2 separate regions of the Homo sapiens genome follow, and region 1 is linked to region 2. Evidence: chromatin loops called from intact Hi-C (ENCODE). Cell type or tissue: mammary epithelial cell. All regions are shown on one strand. Links, peaks and the distances in the headings refer to the core of each region. The heading gives the core; the rest is flanking DNA.

Region 1 (10,824 bases), core at 1,346-9,345, 77 kb after region 2:
ATCCATTCTGTGGGCCTGAACACCACCACTCCTTCTACTGAGGGACACTGGGCATTAGGCCTGGGGAAGTCCCTTCACTCCCTCAGGCAGCATCAGCAGGGACCCGTGGGAGCCCCCATCAGAACCAGACAAATGAAGCGGGCACAAAGAATGCTGCAAAGGCTCTGAAAATTAAGCTGGCCCTGGAACCATAGCCCACAAAAGTAGACCAGGACCCACATACTAAGCCTAAACAGGGTGACTGCCTAGACAGGAAATCAGCAAGGATGTAGAAGGTCTGAACAACACAATCAAGCAACAGGACTAAATTGACGTTTCTGGAATACTTCACCCAGAAACCACAGAATACATAGTCTTCCAAAGAATTCGTGGGACATTCACCAAGACGGCGCACATCCTGGGCCATAGAGCACTTTTAAACAACCAAACTCATGCGGAGTGCACTCTCTGATCGTAGTGGAGTCTATTAGAAATCAGTAACAGAAAGACAACAGGAAAACCTTCAAACAGGTAAAAATGAAACAACACACTATTAAATAATACATGATTTAAAGATCAAGTTTTAAAGGAAATAAAAATACATAAAACTGAAAGCAAAAACAGAACATACCAAAATATTTGGGACGCAGGTAAAGCAGTTCTGAGAGTGAAATTTATGGCACTAAATTACTACATTAAAAATGAGGAGAGATAGAGAAAGATAGTTCAATAGAAGCCTCCAGAGATTGTACTCACTCCTCCATAGGATCACCAAATTACCCACAGAAAAAATCATCTTCATAAGAACCAAGAATCAGGTGAGCAATCACAGTACCTGGTTTTAGCATCATACTAAGGAAAGAGGCACTGAGGAGAGTAGGAGAGATAGTCTTCAATCACCTAGGCCACCTTTCCCTCATCCAAAAAATATAACTGATAAACAAATTCATTATAGTTGCTGAATACAAAATTAACATCCAAAAAGGAGTAGTATTTGTCTATGCCAAAAACAAACAATCTGAAAAAAGAAATCAAGAAACTAATCCCATTTACAATAGCTACAAAAAAATACTAGGAATTAAGTTAACCAGAGAAGTGAAAAATCCCTGTAAGGAAAACTATAAAACTTTTTGCAAGAAATTGAAGAGGACACGCAAAAAAATGGAAAGATATTACATGTTTGTAGATTTGAAGAATCAATATTGTTCAAATGTCCATATTACCCAGGGCAATCTATAGATTCAATGCAATCCCTATCAAAATACCCATGAATTCTTCACAGAAATAGAAAAACAATCCTAAAATTTAAATGGAACCACAAAAAGCCAAGAATAGACAAATTTATCCTAAACAAAAAGAACATAACTTGAGGAGTCACATTTACATGACTTGAAGTTATACTACAGAGCTATAGTAACCAAAACAACATGGTATGGGCATAAAAATAGGCAAGTTGACCAGTGGAACAAAATTAAAATCCAGAAATAAATCTATACACCTACAGTGAACTCACTTTTGACAAAGGTGCCAAGAATATACATTGGGGAAAGGACACTCTTTTCAGTAAATGTTGCTGGGAAAACTGGATATCCATATACAGAAGAATGAAACTAGACCTCTATGTCTCATCACATACAAAAATCAAAATGGATTAAAAACTTTAAGATGTGAAGATTATGAAACTAGTAAAAGAAAACATTGGGGAAACTCTCCAGGGCATTGGATGGGGTAAGGATTTCTTGAGTAATACTCTACAAATATGGGCAAACAAAGCAAAAATGGACAAATGAGATCACATGAAGTTAAAAAGCTTCTGCACAGCAAAGGAAAACAATCAACAAAGCAAAGAGACAATTCAGTGGGAGAAAATATTTGCAAACCATCCATCTGACAAGGGATTAGTAACCAGCATATATAAGGAGTTCAAGCAACTCTATAGGAAAATATTTAATAATCTGATTAAAAAATGGACAAAAGATCTGAATAGATATTTTGCAAAAGAAGACATACAAATGGCAAACAGGTGTATTAAACGTCATTGATCATCAGAGAAATGCAAATCAAAACCATTATACAACAAGGTATCATCTCACTCCAGTTAAAATGGCTTTTATCTTAAAGACAGGCAGTAACAAATGCTGGCAAGAATGTGGAGAAAAGGGAATCCTCATACACTATCGGTGGGAATGTAAATTAGGGAAACCACCATGGAGAGCAGTTTGGAGGTTTCTCAAAAAAGTAAAAATAGAGCTACCATATGATCCAGCAAAGCCACTGTTAGGTATATATGCCAAAGAAAGGAATCAGTATACCGAAGAGGTATCTGTACTTCTATGTTTTTTGCAGCACTATTCACAATAGCCAACATTTGTAAGCAACCTAAGTGTTCTTCAGCAGATGAATGGATAAAGAAAATGTGATACATATACACGATGGAGTATATTCAGCCATAAAGAAAAATGAGATCCTGTCATTTGCAACAACACTCGTTTTGTTAAGTGGAGTAGGTCAAGCACAGAAGGACAAACTTCATGTGTTCTCAGTCATTTATGGGAGCTAAGAAAAGTAAAACAATTGAACTCATGGAGATAAAGGGTAGAATGGTTCCCTGAGGCTGGAAAAGGTTGGTGGGGGTGCAGCAAGTAGGGATGGTTAATGGGTACAAAAATATAGTTAGAATGAATAAGATCTAGTATTTCATAGTACAACAGGGTGACTAAAGTCAATAATTTATTATACATTTAATAACTAGAGGCCAGGTGTGGTGGCTCACACCTTGTAATCCCAGCACTTTGGGAGGCTGAGGCAGGCTGATTATCTCAGGTCAGGATTTTGAGACCAGTCTGGCGAACCTGGTGAAACCTCGTCTCTACTAAAAATACAAAAATTAAGCCAGGTGTGGTGGTGCACACCTGTAATCCCAGCTACTCTGGAGACTGAGGCAGGAGGCAGTGAGCCAAGATCACGCCACTGCACTCCAGCCTGGGCAGCAGAGTGAGATTCTGTTTCAAATAAATAAATAAAAATAAAATAACTAGAAGAGTATAATTGGATTGTTTGTAACACAAAGAAGGGATTAGTACTTACGTGATGGATACCCATACCCCGTTTACCCTGATGTGATTATTACACATTGTATGTCTGTATCACAATATCTCATGTACCCCTTAAATATTTACACATACTGTAGACTCACAAAAATTAAAAATATTAAAAAATAAGGAAAGGTCTCAAATCAATAATCTAAGTTAATACCTCAAGAAATTAGGAAAAGAAGAGCAAAATAAATCCAGAACAAGCAGAAGGAAAGAGATAATAAAAGCAAAAGTCGACAAAACTGAAAATAGGGAAACAGTAGAAAAAAAATCAATGTATCAAAAACCTGGTCCTTTAAAAACTTTAATAAAATTGATAAATCTGTAACAAAATCGAGAGGAAAAGAGGACACAAATCTGTAATATCAAGAATGAAATGGGACAACAGTACAGATCCTAAAGCCACTAAAGGACTCATAAAGGACAAGATTACACTCACACATTTTCCAACTAAGAAGAAATGAGGTCAGTTTGTCAAAAACTGCAAACTAATACTCAACCAGGATGAAATAGATAATCTGAAGAGTCCTGTAACCATTAGGGAAATGGAGAGAGGGTAGTGGCTATGGTCACAAAAGAGCAAGACCAGGGGTCCTGATGGCAATAGAAATGTTCAGTGTCTTGATGTGGTGATGGACACAGGAACCCACACATGTGCTAACATTTTATAGAATTAAGTACACACCTACAAGTAAATATCAAACTGAGGAAATCTGAGTAAGATAATTGGATTATATCCATGTCAAAGAAATCCTGGTCCCAGCATTGTACTAAGGCTTTCAAAATGTTGCCATTGGGGATAACTCAGTAAAGGGTACTCAGAATCTCTTTGTATTACATCCTATAACTTGCATGTGAATCTGTTATTATCTCAGTTAAATTTTCGATTAAAAAAAGCTAGCAGCTTGTTACTTTAGGAGTTGAACCCTGACTGTATGACTCCAGAGACCTTGTTCTCATTCACACGTCTGCATCTCCATGTTATGTTGAGACATTGCATTCCTAGTAGTTTTACATGATCACATGTAGATCATACCATATGTAAATAGAAAAGTATGCTTGTACATTGTCTTTAACAGCAATTATCAGTATTAGACAAAGCATAGTTTTGTTTCCCTCCCCCACCCCCCGACCCTGTTCCTGTCTCATAGTTTGAAGTTTCCCTTAAGTATTCACAGTTATAGTCCCCAAAGACTTTAGATGCCACGTGGCATGCGTAAAGCCAGCATATTCTATTGAAATGGCCGGTATAGTTGCCGAATCAGATGTTTTTAGCTTACAGAAATGACAATTTCATATGACATTTCTTTTCATATGTTCAAAGAAATTACTTGAGCAAAATGGGAGATTTCTGGAGTAGGCCATAGGATCAAAGGAGTTGCTGGAGGGGACAAGAGAGCTCTAGTATCCTCAGAGTTTGGAACCTAGGACACATTCTTTTTATTTCCATCTCATACTTTCTTCTCCCTGGATTTTGGCACATACTGCCTGCAGTGGAATCATTGGTGGTTTCCAGTATCTTCTTTGACCAGTCCTGCAGTCTGAAGGAAATAACTTCTGTATTCCAGGATTTGTTTGAAAAGATCATAGAGAAGATTAGAATTAGCCTGGCTTGGATCACAGCCCTACACTTTTCCAGTCACTGGGCAAGAGGCAGTGATTGGCCTGGTACAGGCCATGTGGACAGGGAGGGAGAGGTTATTGCTCTGTGAAGGGAGTAAGAGCTGGGAGGGGGCAGAGGGGCAATGCAGACACAGCTGTTAGAGCGACCGCTGGGATCCAGCAGCTGCTGAAGCCTGTGTCTGAGATTATCAAGTCAAGATATCTAAATGGCAGTTAAATCATGAACATAAAAATAATTTTCAAAGTATGCTTAATTGTTCAGTTTTTTAATTCAGCAGAATTTTTCTCCTCTGCTAATGACAAGGCAGTCTATATTAGAGACTGTCAAAATTATTTCTTAAGAAGCATTTAAACAAATAATTTTTGTAGACTGCTATATGCATTTCATTAGACAAATGTATATTCTGCTACAAATTCACATAATCATTTTTCCCTCACTCTACTCAAGACTACTTAGATTGTTTGAAAGAAGGCTTTGGCTAATGGGTATTGGAAGGAATGGCTGATTGTTTTAAAATATCCTGTTGCATACAGGATGTATTTTTTTGAAGGGTTAAGAATGAAAATAGGAAGCAAGCATGTTCCCTCTGACTGAAATTACTTTCCTTGAAGCCATTAGTGTGTAAGTCAGATGCTGAACTTACGATATATAGATATTATATAATATGTTACATATATACTTGAAAATAAAATTCCAAACAGAATAATGACTGTTGCATGGATATATAATGGAGTAATTTACTATGATGAAGTCTGACTTGATAGCACATCAACACAGTAAGCCTCATTTTGAACAGTTCTGCTGTTTCCTTTGTGAAATGGTAGTTGGAAGTATTGTCCGCGGTTATGCAGCATGGTGTTTATGAAGACCTTTGTGGACTCTGCTTGGATCCATTTCCAGGAAAAAAAATTTCTCTGCCAGTGAACTTTTATGTTTCTTTTGCCAGAAAATGGAGAAAGATGAATGTTTCAAATTTTTTTTTAAGTGCCAGGATACTTAGAAGCAGCCTGGTTCAGTGCCAAGATGTAGTAATCAGCTTCCTCAGATGTAGTCATTCATTGACGCTCTTTTCTGATTCACCACCAGTGTCTTGCAAGAGCTTTCACTTTATCTGCCTGCAGCCCTGTTTTAACAGTAGTGTTGACACAACTCACCTGTGTCCATTTGTGATTTCTAAATAGTTTTTAAATCATAAATATTTGAACCTCAAGGTAACGCTGTAAAGTATGAATAGAGATGACATTGTATTTTTTCAAAAAAAAAAAAAAAACACAAAAATCTAAACGGAAACAAGCACAGATGAACTTAATGTCAGTGTAAATTGTAGATTATAGACTTCACAAGGCTGGTCTTTGTTTTGTTCACTGTATCCCTTGCTCCTAGTATAGTGCTTGACAATAAATGTTTCAGGATGATTGATGTTGAATAAACTTAAAAAGTACTCAGCACCTCACAACTTTGAAGAACATGGAAACACTTGTATTGGCAGAAGACAGAAATGTGTAGCCCCAGGAGACAGGAGATAGCTCAAAGCAACCTGTCATGAGCACATTTCTTTGAAGCCTGGTGTTTTATCTTAATAACCCATACAAAATTGAATTCTTCTTTGTATTAGGAATGTTTGTTTTATCATAGAGATTGTTTTAAATGTTACTTATCATAAAATATTATGCTTCCGCAAAATACACTGTTTATCTTGAATACCCTAGCGTATCTTTAGAAGTACGTACTTCTATTGCTTTTGAAAAATACAAATGTCCAATTAATTACATTTTATTGATGTACTGTCTATATGCTGATGATATCCAAATGTATGTCTTTTATCTTTATTTCATCTCTGTAATTACCATTTTAGTTAATGGCAAGTGTGTTTTTCCAGTTGATTGAGAAAAAAAATTCTAAGTCATCCTTGATGTGTGTTTTGTTTTTTTTTAAACTTATATCCAGTGTGTTGGATAGTATCATTGGGTTTGACTTGAGAATATATCTGGAATTTGGTCATTTTTAACCATTCCTACTACTGCTACCAATCTGCCGCCATTGTCTCTTACCTGGATTCCTGCACTGGGTTTTTAGCTGGCCTGTGGGTTTTCCCTTGCACCCCACAGCCCAGTCTCCACACAGCGTTGGCACGATCCTGTAAAAACATCAGAGCAGGTGGCACCCTTCTCAGCACTCTCCAGTGGCCACCCATTTAAACAGAGTTCAGACCCACGTCTCCACTGGGCCTGGCAGAGCCCTCTCTGTATCCTCCTCTCCTACTACCCCTCCCCAGCTCTGCTCTTCCAGCCTCTCTGGCCTCTTTCCTGTTCCTCCAACCTGCCCGAGTTGCTGCTGCTTCTGGGGTCTGCATTTGCTCTTCCCGAAGGTGTCCAGATGGCTGTTTCCTACACTTCCTTTGAGTCTTTTCTCAAAACATTTCAATGAGGTCATCCCCATTCATTCCACCTACAATTTCGCACCAACCCCCAAACATAAGGTCCTTTCTCACATTTTTTTTCTTTTGGCACTTATCACATCTAACATACTATATGTTTTATGTGGTGAGGATATTGAATTTCTTTCCTTCCCTTCCCCCTTCCCCACCCCTAGTGCAATGCTAGATTGCAAGCTTGATGAGGGTAGGGGAGAAAGGCACCTGTTACCTAAGAGACCTGCCAGGAAATCTTTGCTTCATCCTGATCTGTCTCCACAGTTCTATTAGAATCCTTCCTTTTTACTCTCCTTGTTTTTCTTCAAGGGCAGGGGGTTGATCCCTAACACCCTCAAAAGACTGCCTCTTGGCTTTAGGATATTAAGCCAACTTTTTGACAAAAACACATCTGAGCTGCTTTCCTTGGGCGTCAGGGATGGAGCTTTTATTGAAGAAAAGAAAGACACTGTCTCCTCTCTGGTCACTTGTTTGTTCCTGGGTTTCATAGGTGTGTTTCTACGTGTTAGACTCCACAAGCAGTGAAACTCGGAGATCTCTGAGAACATAAGCTTTCTCATGAGCACTGTTTTCCCTGTGGGTAGGCCACCCCTAAGGTGGTGGTGGTGGTGTTTATTTCCCTAAATGGTAGTTACGGGTCAGGTGTGATTCCTGGCACATGGTAAATGCTCAGTAAATAATTTCTGAATCAAGACTGGTTCCCTCAATTTTAATCTGATGACTTATTTTCTCCTTATATGGATTATACTTGGCCTTCCCATTTTAACATTCTGAAGCTGCAGGAGATATTATTAAAGGCCAGGCTACAAAGAGCTCACGTTCCCTTCCAGAATACACTGTTTCTAACAAGCAAGCTGAATAAATTTCTCTGAATCTGGATTTAAACAAAATTCATTATAAGACTGGCCTTGCATTTGGAACATGTTCTTATAAGGAACCTGTAAGTCATGAATATTTCACTTTCTTTTCTAAGTTTTCTTTTCAAATGCACATTTGCTTTCATTTTCTTGTTAAAATGGATTGAGAAAGATTAACACAAATGCTGGTGGGAAAAAATATAGAGGAAATAAGCATTCATAAATATTTTAGGCCTCCGTTTTTCAACAACCCACAGCTGTGTGTACATAGTTGATCTGGGACAGAATGCCACGCCTTGTCTCTACAATGTGTTGCCTCAGAGCCAGTGTTCACCTGGGGAATAGAACTTGGATGTTTCGGAAACTGCATAGCACCCTAGTGAAAAATGCTTCCAAGTGCAAGACAGACTCTTATCTCCAAGGATTCCAGACCGTATTCTACCGTTTCCAAAAATAACCTGCCATCATCAGCTTTGATCCCTACCTTTAAGATAACATTTTATTTTCTATTTGTTCAAGTAAAACATGTTCATAAAAAGTACTTTGGCCTTTTCTTCCATAGATTGTAAGTGTAAAAATTTGCCTAGGTTTCGGTCTCAGCCAAGATGGTCAACTGCATATACTACTGAGTTCTGAATACCATGTTAGCTATTGAGAAAGAATAAAAGCTAGAGGGATGCATGGGTGCTAAAAACTAACAACAAAAATGCTAGGAACCCCTTGGGAGACTGAAGTGGGCTTTAGCTTCTGTATAGTGGCTAAGTAGACGGGTAGCTGCAGCCTGTGGACGAGGCAGCCATAGGTGTCTGGAGAGTCTGGAGGAAACTGGTTTTTAAAACTATTTTTTCTAAGTTATGATAAAGTATACATAACATAAACTTACCATTTTTAAGTGTACTGTTTGGTGGCACTAAGTGCAATCACGTTAAGTTCTGCTTTTGCCTCTCCTATTGCCTTCCCTGAATTTTATTTCCAGCCCAATTGTCACTCACACGTGAGGATATAAGAAGTATCTTCAGCTATACAAGACCTTATAAAAGTTTCTATATAAAGAGCCACACTGAAACATGCTGGGAGGAAATACTTAAATATGAAGGGAAGCAAATACACGGGCAGCTACAAGAGATAGGGGAGGTAAGGGGGATCAAGTCCCCTGGCAAAGTTCATTGATGTCTTGAAAAAGAAGGCTAGGACATAAGAAAACAGAAAATACATGCAAGTAACCCAGAGCTAAACTTCTAGATGTTACCGTTATTGAGTGGAGGAGAAACCAAAGACGGTAGGGATGAAGAAACATACAGATGGATCTGCTGGGGAGACATTGTGAAAATGAAAAGCAAGAGGTGCAGCTTTTAAACCAGCAGAAGAAAATTGGATCTAGCCAATCAAAAATAGGAAAGGGGAAGTGGGATGGAAAGAATAAAACAAAAATAAAATACAGTAAATGGAAAATATGAAAAAAAGCTGGAAAAGTTCAAGTTTTAGAGTAATTACAACGTATATTCCTGGATTATCCATCGTAAAGATGTATTCTCAGATGGGGCGGAAAAACAAGATACAAAAAATAGGTTATAAGAGACACACTTCAAAAGAAGTTGGAAATAAAAGGATGGAAGAGAGAGTACACAAATATGAACCAACAGAAAGCAGTGGTAACTTAAATATATTATTAAAGATGAAGAGGAATGCTATATATTGATAAAGGGAATATGACAAGAAGATGTAACCATAAAAAATGGTAATCTGCAATATAGTTTGAAAATATATCCAGCAACAATTGACAGAATTGCAGAGAGACATCAACAGTTGTAGCTGAAATTTTTAACACACTGTTCTCAGAAATTAGTAAATCCTACAGTTGAAAAGCAGGCAGAGGTGGAGAAAACTTGAAAAATACAATTAATAAGCATGAGCTGTTAGGAATACACCTAAAACTGCATACTTGAGACAATGTGTATTTTTTAAGCTCGTTTGGAGTGATTATAAAAATAAACCGTGTATTATGCCATATAAGAAGCCTCAATTTCCCAGGAATGAAAGCAATAACAAATTAGGTTCACTCAGTATAATGCAATAAAATAAGAAATTACTAATAAAATGATAGTCCCTAACTCCCAAAAAACCGCTTGTGGTTACAAATTAAATAACATATTTCTAAATAGCTATTGAATTAAAAAAATAAAATTATGATATATTTAGAACTGAAAGACAGTGAAAACATGACATTTCAGATTTGTAGGATGTAGTTCAAGCAGTACTTAAAAGGACTTTATAGCTTAAATAAACATAGTTTATTAAACATATAGTTTATTAAATATTAGGAAACAAGAAAGATAAAAAATGAGCCAAAAAGTTGGTAAAAAGAACACAAAGCAAATTTCAAGGAAACAAGATAGAAAAATAAAGGTAAGTACAGAAAGCAATGAAATACAGAATAATAATAATAACACCTGACATGATAGAGAAGGTTAAAATCAAAACTTGATTCTTTGAAAGATAAGATAGACCTCTGACAGACTCAAAAAGAAAGAAAAGAGAAGCTAAAAATAAAATACAGGACAATGCTGGCACCTGTAGTCCCAGCTGCTTTGGGAGGCCGAGACAGGATAATTGCTTGAACCCAGGAGGCTGAGGTTGCAGTGAGCCGAGATTGCGCAACTACTTTCCATCTTGGGTGACAGAGGGAGACTCTCAAAAAAAAATTTATTTTAATAAAAAATACAGGACAATGACAAAAAAGGAAATAGCTGTAGACCAAAGAAATTTTCAAATGATTTTATTGGAACAAAATGTATACTTAATAAATTTGGGGGAAAAGCTAAATAAAATGAATAAATT
Region 2 (10,824 bases), core at 1,431-9,430:
CCAGACATTACTTTTTCCTAGATTATTATGCCATTGTTCTCATTGTAATCTATTTCTACATTTCTGCCGAATGATACAACTTAGTGAAATCTTCTAATACCTTATTACCAAAAAGTTTGGGGTCATATAGGACTTTATCATTATTTTGTTTCAGAATACATATGTGTTTTCTACCTATGCCATTGTTTTTTGATTCTGTTAATGGTGGATTTATTTTATATGTTGAAATTTAGTATTTTTATATAGTTAATTTTGTCAGTCACTTTGTAGTGAACTTTTCCAACCTCGAATTTTTTCCTCTGTAACCGTTCACTGAGGCTGGAGTTTGGTTTGGATGACCTCATCCCCAGGCCCAGCGATTGACCCTAGTCATACACCCAGCAAGGTGGCTGACTGGGAACTCAGGCCTAATCTAACTAGCGGGTGGTATTCGTGACTATTAAGAGATGGGTGTATAACTAGGGCTTTTGGCAGTAAGTGGGGAAAGAGGAACTCCTCTAACTGGTGAGGCATGCAGGCCTAAGGACGGAGACTCTGTAGGCGTGAGGGAAGCCATATGGCTGAAGAAGCTAGCATGTGCAAGAAGAGGGCAGATTTGAGAGAATGGCAGAGAAATGGAACAAGACTGATCAAATGAGTCTGATTGTGACCTTCCTCTGTACTTTGGAATTACATGAGCCATTAAAGTACTTCCTTGTTTAAGCTAGTTGAGATTTCCTATTTGTAGCTTGAAATATCCTAACACTTCATTTTTGCTTTATGGTTTTCTCCTTTTTTTTTTTTTTTTTTTTTTTTGAGCCAGAGTCTTGCTCTGTCGCTCAGGCTGGAGTGCAGCGGCGCGATCTTGGCTCAGTGCAGTCTCCATCTCCTGGCTTCAAGCCATTCTCCTGCCTCAGCCTCCTGAGTAGCTGGGATTACAGGCGTGCGCCACCACACCTGGTGAATTTTTGTATTTTTAGTAGAGATGGGGTTTCACCTTGTTGGCCAGGCTGGTCTTGAACTCCCGACCTCAGGTGATCCACTTTGGCCTCCCAAAGTGTTGGGATTACACGTGTGAGCCACCCTGCTCGGCCTATGGTTTTGTTTCTTTCTTTTTTCTTTTTTTTTTTTTAAGAGATGGGGGTCTCACTCTGTCCACCAGGCTGGAGTGCAGTGGTGCAGTCATAGCTCGCTGCAACCTCAAACTCTTGGGCTTAAGGGATTCTCCTGCCTCAGCCTCCTTAGTAGCTGGGACTTCAGCACACACTACCACACCCAGCTAATTTTTAATTTTTTTGTGGAGATAGAGTCCCACTATGTTGTTCAGGCTTGTCCCGAACCTCTAGCTTAAAGTGAACCTCCCACCTCAGACTCCCAAAGCACAGGGATTACAGGTGTGAGGTACCACACCTGGCCTGCTTTATGGTTTTTTATATATAAAACGTATCATGAGAAGTTGGATGGAAATTTTATCTGTATTTCCTCTTACTGATTTGTTCGTTTCACAGGTGTTTGAATCCTTACATACAGTGTTTTGTCCTATGGTGTGTGTTAGAGATCTGCCTTTACTTTTTTTCCTAAACAGTTTCCCATATGTATTGAATTATATCCTTCCTATTGATTTGCAACATACTCCTTAGGAAACTTTAGGCTGTTGGTGAATTTTCTGTTTTGTTCCACTAATCTGTCTTTAAATCACTGTATCAGTAAAAAATTATAAAGTATTATCCTTTTGTAATATATTTTAATGTTTTCAGGGAAAATATCCCTCATTATTTTCCTGAAGTTTCATGGCCATTACCTCCCCTTTATTCTTTGGGATTAATTTGGGAGTTATTTTATGTTTTATGAAATAACTTCTTGGAGTTTTGATTAGAAGTTTATAAATTTTATAAATGATGAGAGTGTTGACTTATTTTTTGAGATAGATTCACTCCATCCCTTTTAATGTATTTTAGGCATAATATATTATTAGTGCTCTTATAAATGAGAGCTTCATTTTCTTATTTTTCAATTTGGGGAAAATTTTTGAGAACATAACTATGGTAATTATTAGAAAAATAACCTAGGAGTATCATATTTACATATTCTCTTTAAATATATTCAACTTTAAAAATAACTTTATTTTTAAAGTTGCATATTCAGTTATCACAAATTTTATGTGTATCTATAAGTCTTTTTGCATTTGTGTGGGCCTTTTTCTTTGTTCTTGATCAATGTTGCTGGAGGTTTATTGATTTTATTAGACTTTCCAAAGAATCAAAGGTTTTATTGAATTATTGAATCTTTATTTATTTTTGCTCTTTTATTATTTCCTTGATTCTACCTGATTCATGTTTATACTGTCGTTCCTTTCCTAATTGTTAAATTTGTTGAATTTGATGCTTAGCTTGTTTATTTTCAGCCTATATTCTTTTATCATTTGAACATTTAAATGTGTACGTTTTTTTCTAATCACTTGCTGCTTAGTTCCAATATATGGTGTTTTTATTATTTTTCATGTATACTTTAGCTTTATGATTTCTTCTTTAATCAGTGGATTATTTAGAAATGTGTTTTTATGTGAAAAATGTCATAATGTTTTTTGAAATACTGATTTCTAACTTGATTGCATTGTGCTTAGAGGACTTGAGGTGTATTAAACTGATTGTTTAGAACTTGTTGAGACTGACTTCATGGTCCAGTATGTGGTCACTTTTCATAAATGTTTCACATTTGCATAAGCATATCTATTGTTCAGGCTGGGTGTGGCAGCTCACACCTGTTGTAATCCTAGCACTTTGGGAGGCTGAGGAGGGCGGATCACTTGAGGTCAGGAGTTCGAGACCATCCTGGCCAACGTGGCAAAACCCCGTCTCTACCAAAAACATAAAAATTAGCCAGGCCTGGTGGTGTGTGCCTGTAGTCCCAGCTACTTGGGAGGCTGAGGCAGGAGAATCGATTGAACCCGGGAGGTAGAGGTTGCAGTGAGCCGATATTGTGCCACTGCACTCCAGCCTGGGTGACAGGGTGAGACTGTGTCTCAAAAAAAAAAAAAAAAAAAAAAAGAATATCTATTGTCCAATTGGTGGATACAGGGCTCTAAAAATATCTGTTAATCATATTGTCTAAATTGTCAATATATTTAATGATTGTTTTTGCTCTGATTAGCAATTAGTGAGATATGTTAAAATTACTTCACTAAGGCCAGGCATGGTGGCTCACGCCTGTAATCCCAGCACTTTGGGAGGTCGAGGTGGGGGGATCATGAGGTCAGGAGTTCGAGACCAGCCTGGGCAACATAGTGAAACCCTATTTCTACTAAAAATACAAAATTTAGCTGGGCATGGTGGCGTGTGCATGTAGTCCTAGCTACTCAGGAAGTTGAGGCAGGAGAATTGCTTGAAACTGGGAGGCAGAGGTTGAAGTGAGCCAAGATCGTGCCACTGCACTCTGGCTTGGGCATCAGAGCGAGAGTCCATCTCAAAAAAAAAAAAAAATTTTTTTTTTCATTAAATGAGAGACCTCTAATTTTCTCCTAGTTCTTTCAATTTTTTCTTTATATGCTTTGAAGCTATGTTATTAGGTACTGTGATAGGCAGAATAATGCCCCCTCACCTGTCCACGCCCAAAGTAAAGATGTCTACATCCCAATCGTCAGAACCTGTGAATATGTCCCTTTACATGGCAAAGGGGAATTAAGATAGCAGAAGGAATTAAGCTTGCTGATCATTTCGTTTTCAAATACAGAGCTAATCTTGGATTATCCAGGTGGGTCCAGTATAATCACAAGTCCTTAATGTGAAAGAAGTAGGCAGAAGAAGAGTGGTGTGACATGAGAAGGATTCAGCAGGTCATTGCTGGCTGTGAAGATGGAAGGGGGCGTGAAAGCTAGCGGTATCAACACAGAGTGGCTCATGTGAAAACCTAAGGAAATGGAGCCGCGAGGCCATGAAGAAGGCGCCCTCGTGCACATATGCTCATGTAGGAACTACTGGAAGAACTTCCGTGTTCCGGATAAGCTGCCTGCCTCCTGCACATACGCTCATGTAGGAACTACTGGAAGAACTTCCGTGTTCCAGATAAGCTGCCTGCCTCGTGCACATACGCTCATGTAGGAACTACCGGAAGAACTTCGGTGTTCCCGATAAGCTGCCTGCCCATGGACACTTGCCTCCTTCCAGCTCCTGCAACCAGAGAGCTTTGTCTCAAGACAGCTCATGTGGACTTCTCATTTTTTCCTTTTAAAAGCTTCTCTTGTCTCAGCCTGTTTGGATATACCTATGGGTCTGCCATAGCGTGCATATGGATTGTAGTCCCCTGCTATTCCTGAATAAACTGTTTTGGAAAGCCAGTCTCTCGTTTATTTTACGTTGACAGGGGCTATGAGTCAAAGGATGCAGGGAGCCTCTAGAAGCTTGAACAGGTGAGGAAATGGATTCATCTCTAGAGCTTCTGGAAAGAAAGGCAGCTTTGTTGGTTGTAGCCAGTGACGCTGGCATCGGACTTCCAGTTAGTGTTTCTCTGGTACATCTTTCTTCCTTCTTTTAACCTTCTTTCTGTTGGTATCCTTGTGTTTTAAGTGTGTCTCTGGTAAGCATTATGTATGTGCATTATGTATATAGATTTTGAATTTTTTACCTATTCTGACAATACTTGTTTTAAATCAGAGAATTTCAAAGAGTTATACTTACTATGATTACTAATACATTTGGAATTATTTGAATTATTTTTACCATTTTATTTTGTCCTTTCACTTTTTAAAACTATTTTACTTAAAAAATTTTAAGAGGCAATTTAAAAAGTTGTTTTTTGGGCAATAATCCTTTACAGTAGGTATTTTTATTCCACTTTGCAGCTGAGAAAACTAAGACACAGAGGGTTAAGTAACTTGTTCAAGATCACACAATTAGTGTGTGGCAGAAGCTGGACTTGAACTCTGTTCATCTGACTGTAGTGACTGCATATCATCCTGGTACAGTTTCGTTTATTGAGTGTGATAGATTTAAAAAAGGCAGAATTGTCAGTCAAGGATGTGCCGATGTCTTCGATGTACTCCTCTAGATATGCCCTCTACACGCTGTTCTGTGCTCCCAGAGTCTGACCTCTTTGGACTGTTAGTGAGCCTCCTGCCTGGTGGCTACCAACTGGGTCCAGCCAGTGAGAAACGAGGGCAAAGAATTAGGTCCAGGTATTTATTCTGACCCTTGAACCACCCTTCCTTCCCACATACAAGCCCTTCCTGTGTACAGGGTTACCTCAGGGCTCACTGTGTCCCTTGGGAAAGGTCACGGCTCGTGTCAGGGACCCTGTCCACTCTGTCCTCTCAGCATCTAGTTTCTGCTTCCCTGCTCTTATGCCTTAAGGCCTAGGGGTGCAAACAGCAGTTGTCATTTGCTCCAGGGCATGGCATTATTTGGTTTTACTAAACTGTCCTACCTTTTGTGAAATTCCCTTTATTAAATGCTTTCCAAATTATCCCTGTTGATTGCACAGTCTGTTTTCTGCCAGGACTCTGACTGATACAGTGAGAAAGGAATGCTTAATCAAATCAGCCGTCCTTTATGGAAATAAATTATTAAAGCCCTGCCTCACATCAAAAAGCAAAGCTTGAAAAAAATATAATAAGGGATTAATAATCAAAACATATAAAAATGTCAAACATCTATTAAAGAAAAAAGGCAAGCCATGCAAAAGTAAAGTTCAGGGACATATCCTACCAGACATTGTAAAGCTATAGGAATAAAATAGGGTAATACTGGTGTGTAAAAAACACATAGTTTTACAGTCTATTCATCGATCAGATACCTTAAACTACCTACCTACTAACAACAATTAAAAATATTAGAGGAGAGATGTAAAAAACTATTGAAAATGTATTTCTGACCAGGCAAGAGAAGACGGAATTGGCAGGGTGAAAAAGGGCAAGCCAGACTCTAGGGAGGGCAGCGAGCTCTTAGACTGCCTTCACCGTCTTTCTGAACTCAAGGGCCGGGAGTGTCTGCTTTGATGGCTGCATGGGACTCCGGAGATAGGCAATAAAGCCCATGGTTTCTACAAAGTGGGAAGCTCCAAGATTTATTGCTGAATAAATCTGGAACCCTAAAGTCCGTAATGTAAAAGGTGAATGAGAAAGAAATCTCTGCGCAGAAGAGAGAAGGAAACAAGCCTTAACTCACTGGAGTAGCAAGGAAAGCGCTTCTCTGAGAATTGATGACCACCAGAGGGCCTCCCACAGGTCTTCCCTGCACATTCCTGCTATCCTACTGGGGAGGTCCAAAACAACCTCCAGCAAACAATTCAACGTGGTCTTCAAGTAGTTGTGTACCCAGGCAACTGGCAAAAACAAATACAACTCCTCTCTGGAGGAAAGCAGCTTCCACCCAATATTCAAGGCATTACTGAAGGCAACAAAACAGGAAAACAGGTAAAGGATTCTCAGGCAACTCACAGGACATAAAATGTACATCTTGATTACGAAATAATCTGTGTAATAAGCTTAGAAAATTGCCTGACACGTAATAAGTGCTAAGTAAACGTTAGCTATGATGATGCTGGTGACAACAATGATGATTTCAAGTCTTTTTAATTCTCTCCTATTAATTGATTTCTCTTGCTTTGTTAAAATCACACCAGTTTAATTAACACTTGTCATATTGTAAACTTTTTAAAATGTTCAAATTTTTTCATTGTTCTTTTTAGAAGTTTTCTTACATATTTTATGTGAGTTTTAGGATTGGCTTGTCAAGTTCCTGAAAAATCATGTTTGAATTTTGATGAGGATAGGGGTTACCTTTATAGATTACTTTGTTAAAAACTGACATCTTTACAGTATTGAGTCCTAGCATTTCTGAATAGAGTATATCTTTTAGTTTATTCAGGCTTCTTTTATGTCCTTTAGTCAAGTTTTATAGTTGTCTTCATAAAGATCTTGCCACCTTTTTTTAGTTTTATACCCACTTTTCCATTTATGTTGCTCTTTCCTATTAAATGCTTAAATTGGCTATATTGAAGATGTAAGAAGGCTGTTGAGTTTTGTGTTCACCTTGTATGTTTTGCGCTTGCCAAAATCCCTTACTTTTTCTGATTGCCTCTGATTTTCTAGGTGAATAATCATATTGTTTGTAAATTGTGATAATCATTTCCTTGTGAATATTTCTGTCTCTAAATTTTTATCTTATTGCAATCCCTGCACCACTACAATGCGGGATTTTAACAAGTGGAACAGATATCCTTGTTTTCTTCTTCATTTTAATGGATGCTTCTAATATTTTACCATTAAATGTAATATTTTCTCTAAATTTTTGATATATACCTTTTATCAGAATTTGCTAAGCATTTTTGTTAGGAATGGGTGTTCAGTACTATTAGATGATATTTATTTCAGTCTCTGATAGTTACATGATGTTTCTCCTTTAATACATGACTATAGTAAATTCATTGGAACATTTCTTTTTTCTCCTCTTTATCATTAAAATGTTTATATATACGTTGGATAAGCTCTACATGGCCATAATACTTGTCTAACATTTTAAAATTTATTTTTAGTTTTTAACTAATACATAATAGTTGGACATATTTATGGGGTACATGTGATATTTTGATATACGCATATGATGTGTAATAAATCAGGGTAATTGGGATATCTGTCACCTCAAACATTTATCATTTCTGTGTGTTGGGGATACTCCAAATATTCTCTTGCAGCTATTTAAGAAATGCCTTACTTCAGTATATGTGAGGGGTTGATTCCAGGGTCCCCTGTATAACCAAAATCGAAGCATGCTCCAGTCCACAGGTGGCCCTGCCAAACCCACGGATACAAAATTTCACCTTCTGTATCCATGAATTCACATCCCTCCAATACTGTACAGTTTTGTAGGATTTGAACTGCATGGGTCCATGTATACACACATTTTTTTTCAACCAAACATAGATCGAAAATACATATTCACTGGATGCGAAACCTACATATATGGGGGCTGACTTGTTGAATATGAGGTTCCACAAGGCCGACTTCGGGACATGAGTGTGTGAGGATTTCGGTAAACATGAGGGTCCTGGAACTAGTTCCCCATGTAGACCGAGGAACGGCTATATTTTCAGTTTGGTTGGAAAAATATCCTTGTATAAGTGGATCCTGGCAGTTCAAACCAGAGTTGTTCAAGGATTAACTGTACAATAGTTAACTATGGTCTCCTGCCAGTGCTGTTGAACACTAGAACTTATTCCTTTCCTCTAACTGTGGTTTTGTATCCATAACCAACCTCGCCTCACACTTTCCTCTCCCCTGCCCTTCCTAGCCTCTGGGAAACACTGTTGCACTCACTACCTCCACAAGATCGGTTTTTTTTAGCTCCCACATAGGAGTGAGAACATGGGATATTTGTCTTTCTGGGCCTGACTTTCGCTTAATGTCCTCCAGTTATAAACGTGTTGCTGCAAATGACAGCATTTCATTTTTTCAGTGGCTGAATAGTATTCCTTTGTGGAAGCATAACATATTTTGTTTGTTCATTCATCTGTTGATGAGCATTTAGCTTGATTCCATATCTTGGCTATTGTGAATGGAGCTGTAGTAAACGTGGGACTGCAGGTCATCTGTTTGATAGACTAATTTCCTTTCTTTTGGGTATATACCCAGCAGCGGAATTGCTAGATCATATGGCAGTTCTATTTTCCATTTCTGGAGGACCCTCCATACTGTTTTCCATAATAGTTCTGCCAATTTACATTCTCACCAAGACCGTATGAACATTCTTTTTCTCTGCATCCTAGCCAGCATTTGTTATTTTCTGTCTTTTTGATAATAGCTATCATATCTGGGGTGAGATGAAATCTCACTGTGGTTTTGATTTGCGTTTCTTAATGACTAGTGATATTGAGCATTTTTTCCCTAGACGTGGTGGCCATTTGCAGGTCTTCTTTTGAGAAATGTCTCTTCAGATACTTTGCCCATTTAAAAATCAGATTATTTGCTTATTTGCGATTGAGTTGTTTGAGTTCAGTGCTGGGTTCCACCGTGGCAGGGCTAACACCTAGTTCCAATGCCAAGTCCCACACTCACTTTGCTTTCCCTACCCCAAGCATAGGTGTTTTCCCTCCAGGCTGTGCTGCCTGGGGATGAGGTACCAGGGTGTAGGTAATGTGAGACTGTCTTCCCTACCCCTTTAAATGCATCTTTTCTTGTTAAGCTAAAACCAGGTCCTGTCATCTCCCATCTGATTTTTAGCTGTTATGAAAATGCTTTCTTGTATGGATAGTTGTTCATTTTGATGTTTGTGCTGAGGGGATGATCTTTGGAGGGTTTTTTTTTTTTTTTTTTTTTTGAGCCATCTTGCTCCACCTTTCTCTCTGGTAATTTTTAAACTTTATTTAAAAATGTTCCATCTATATTCATAAGTGCTATTCCCACGTAAGTGTGTTTTCTTATTATATTTATGAATCCAACTATGGTGGCTTTCTAAAACATCTTAGGTTTTTAAAAAATCTTATTCTTTGTCCCGTTAGGACAGTTTATATAATATTGGTTTTATCTATTTTTTGAAGATTTGAAAAACTCTTCATTAAAACCATCTATGCCTAGTGCTTTTAGGACACTATTAGGACAGTTTATATAATATTGGACAGTTTATATAATATTGGTTTTATCTATTTTTTGAAGATCTGAAAAACTCTTCATTAAAATCATCTATGCTTAGTGCTTTTTTCCCCCCTGAGTTAAATTATTACCTGTAATTTTGATTTCTTCTATGGTTATTTGGTCTTTTGTTTTCTTTTTTCTTATGAAAATTTTAGAACATTCTTCTAGTATCTGTTTTGCTTAGCTTTTAATGTTAATTAAAATTATATGGAGTTAAATTTTAAATCTTTAATATCTGAGGTTGTTTTCTTTTCCATTTCTATTGTACTTTATTTGGATCTTCTTTCTTTTTTCTTAGTTAGACTTGGCAAAACTTAGCCAGTTTTATGGGTCATTTCAAAGAACCTGGGTTTCAAATGTGCTGGTATTTTTGTTTGGTTTTCTAATTCATTTCTTTTTTTATGTCTAATAATTTATTCTACTTTCCTGTTTGGTTTTGTTTTTACCCCCCTAATTTTGTAAGTTATAAACTAAGTTTACTTATTTTCAATCTCTTGTGTTTTCTGGTAAATGCATTTTATGCTATGATTTTTTCTGACCCTGCTGTGGCTGTTTCCCAGTCTTTATTTTGTGCGCTTTATTTGTTATGTATGTATGATGAAAATGGAAATTTTTCTTCAGTTTTTTTTTCTTCATCCCAAAGCACAAGTAAGGCGTTAAATTTCAATAGGTAGATAGATGTAGAGATAGTAGATTTTTAGCCACGTTTTAATTTTATCCTATTACATTTATTTTAAAAGATTTGGAAGACTTGTATTTTTTTAATTTGTAAATATATCCTTTTGTCCTAAAACTTAGATAATTTTTGTGAACATTCCACATGTTTGATAAGAGGGTGCATTACTCTCTGCCTCTCTTAACTGTCTTATTCTCTACCAGTTTATCTTATATAAATATTAAAACTATTATTACATGTGTAAAGGTTATATTTGCTTTGCTAAGATTGTATTAGCTATCTTTTTATGGTCTGGAACAGAGGTTGGCAATTTTTTCTTGTAATGGGCCGGATGGCTTCTGTCAAAACCACTCAGCTCGCCATTGTGTTGTGAAAGTCGCCTTACACAATATGTAAATGCAAGTGCAGCTCTGTTCCAATAAAATTTTATTTACAAAAACATGTGGCAGGCTAGAATTGGCCCACTGGTCTTAGTGTGCCAGCTCCTGGTCAGCATAAGCCTTATGACACTCTGAAATTTAGATATTAAGTTTATGTAATATCGTAT

Evidence for each region. Peaks named below come from ENCODE experiments on the same cell type or tissue, not always from the same donor. Only the 100,000 strongest peaks of a DNase experiment are listed, where the experiment ranks them.
Region 1: a loop joins it to region 2, with 6 times the contacts of the local background. A loop is called at or near these places in 4 of 110 quality-filtered maps.

The regions. Positions count from the first base shown.
Region 1 is chr7:3,553,806-3,564,629 of GRCh38, forward strand. All of the region lies in intron 1 of SDK1 (sidekick cell adhesion molecule 1), which reads left to right. Among named protein-coding and RNA genes, the nearest start is that of SDK1-AS1, 210 kb to the left of the region's middle. In mammary epithelial cell, for the core only: no CTCF peak of the experiment used is centred there; a DNase peak (open chromatin) is centred at 5,756.
Region 2 is chr7:3,476,419-3,487,242 of GRCh38, forward strand. All of the region lies in intron 1 of SDK1 (sidekick cell adhesion molecule 1), which reads left to right. Among named protein-coding and RNA genes, the nearest start is that of SDK1-AS1, 130 kb to the left of the region's middle. In mammary epithelial cell, for the core only: a CTCF peak has its summit at 6,190 (motif pointing right); no DNase peak of the experiment used is centred there.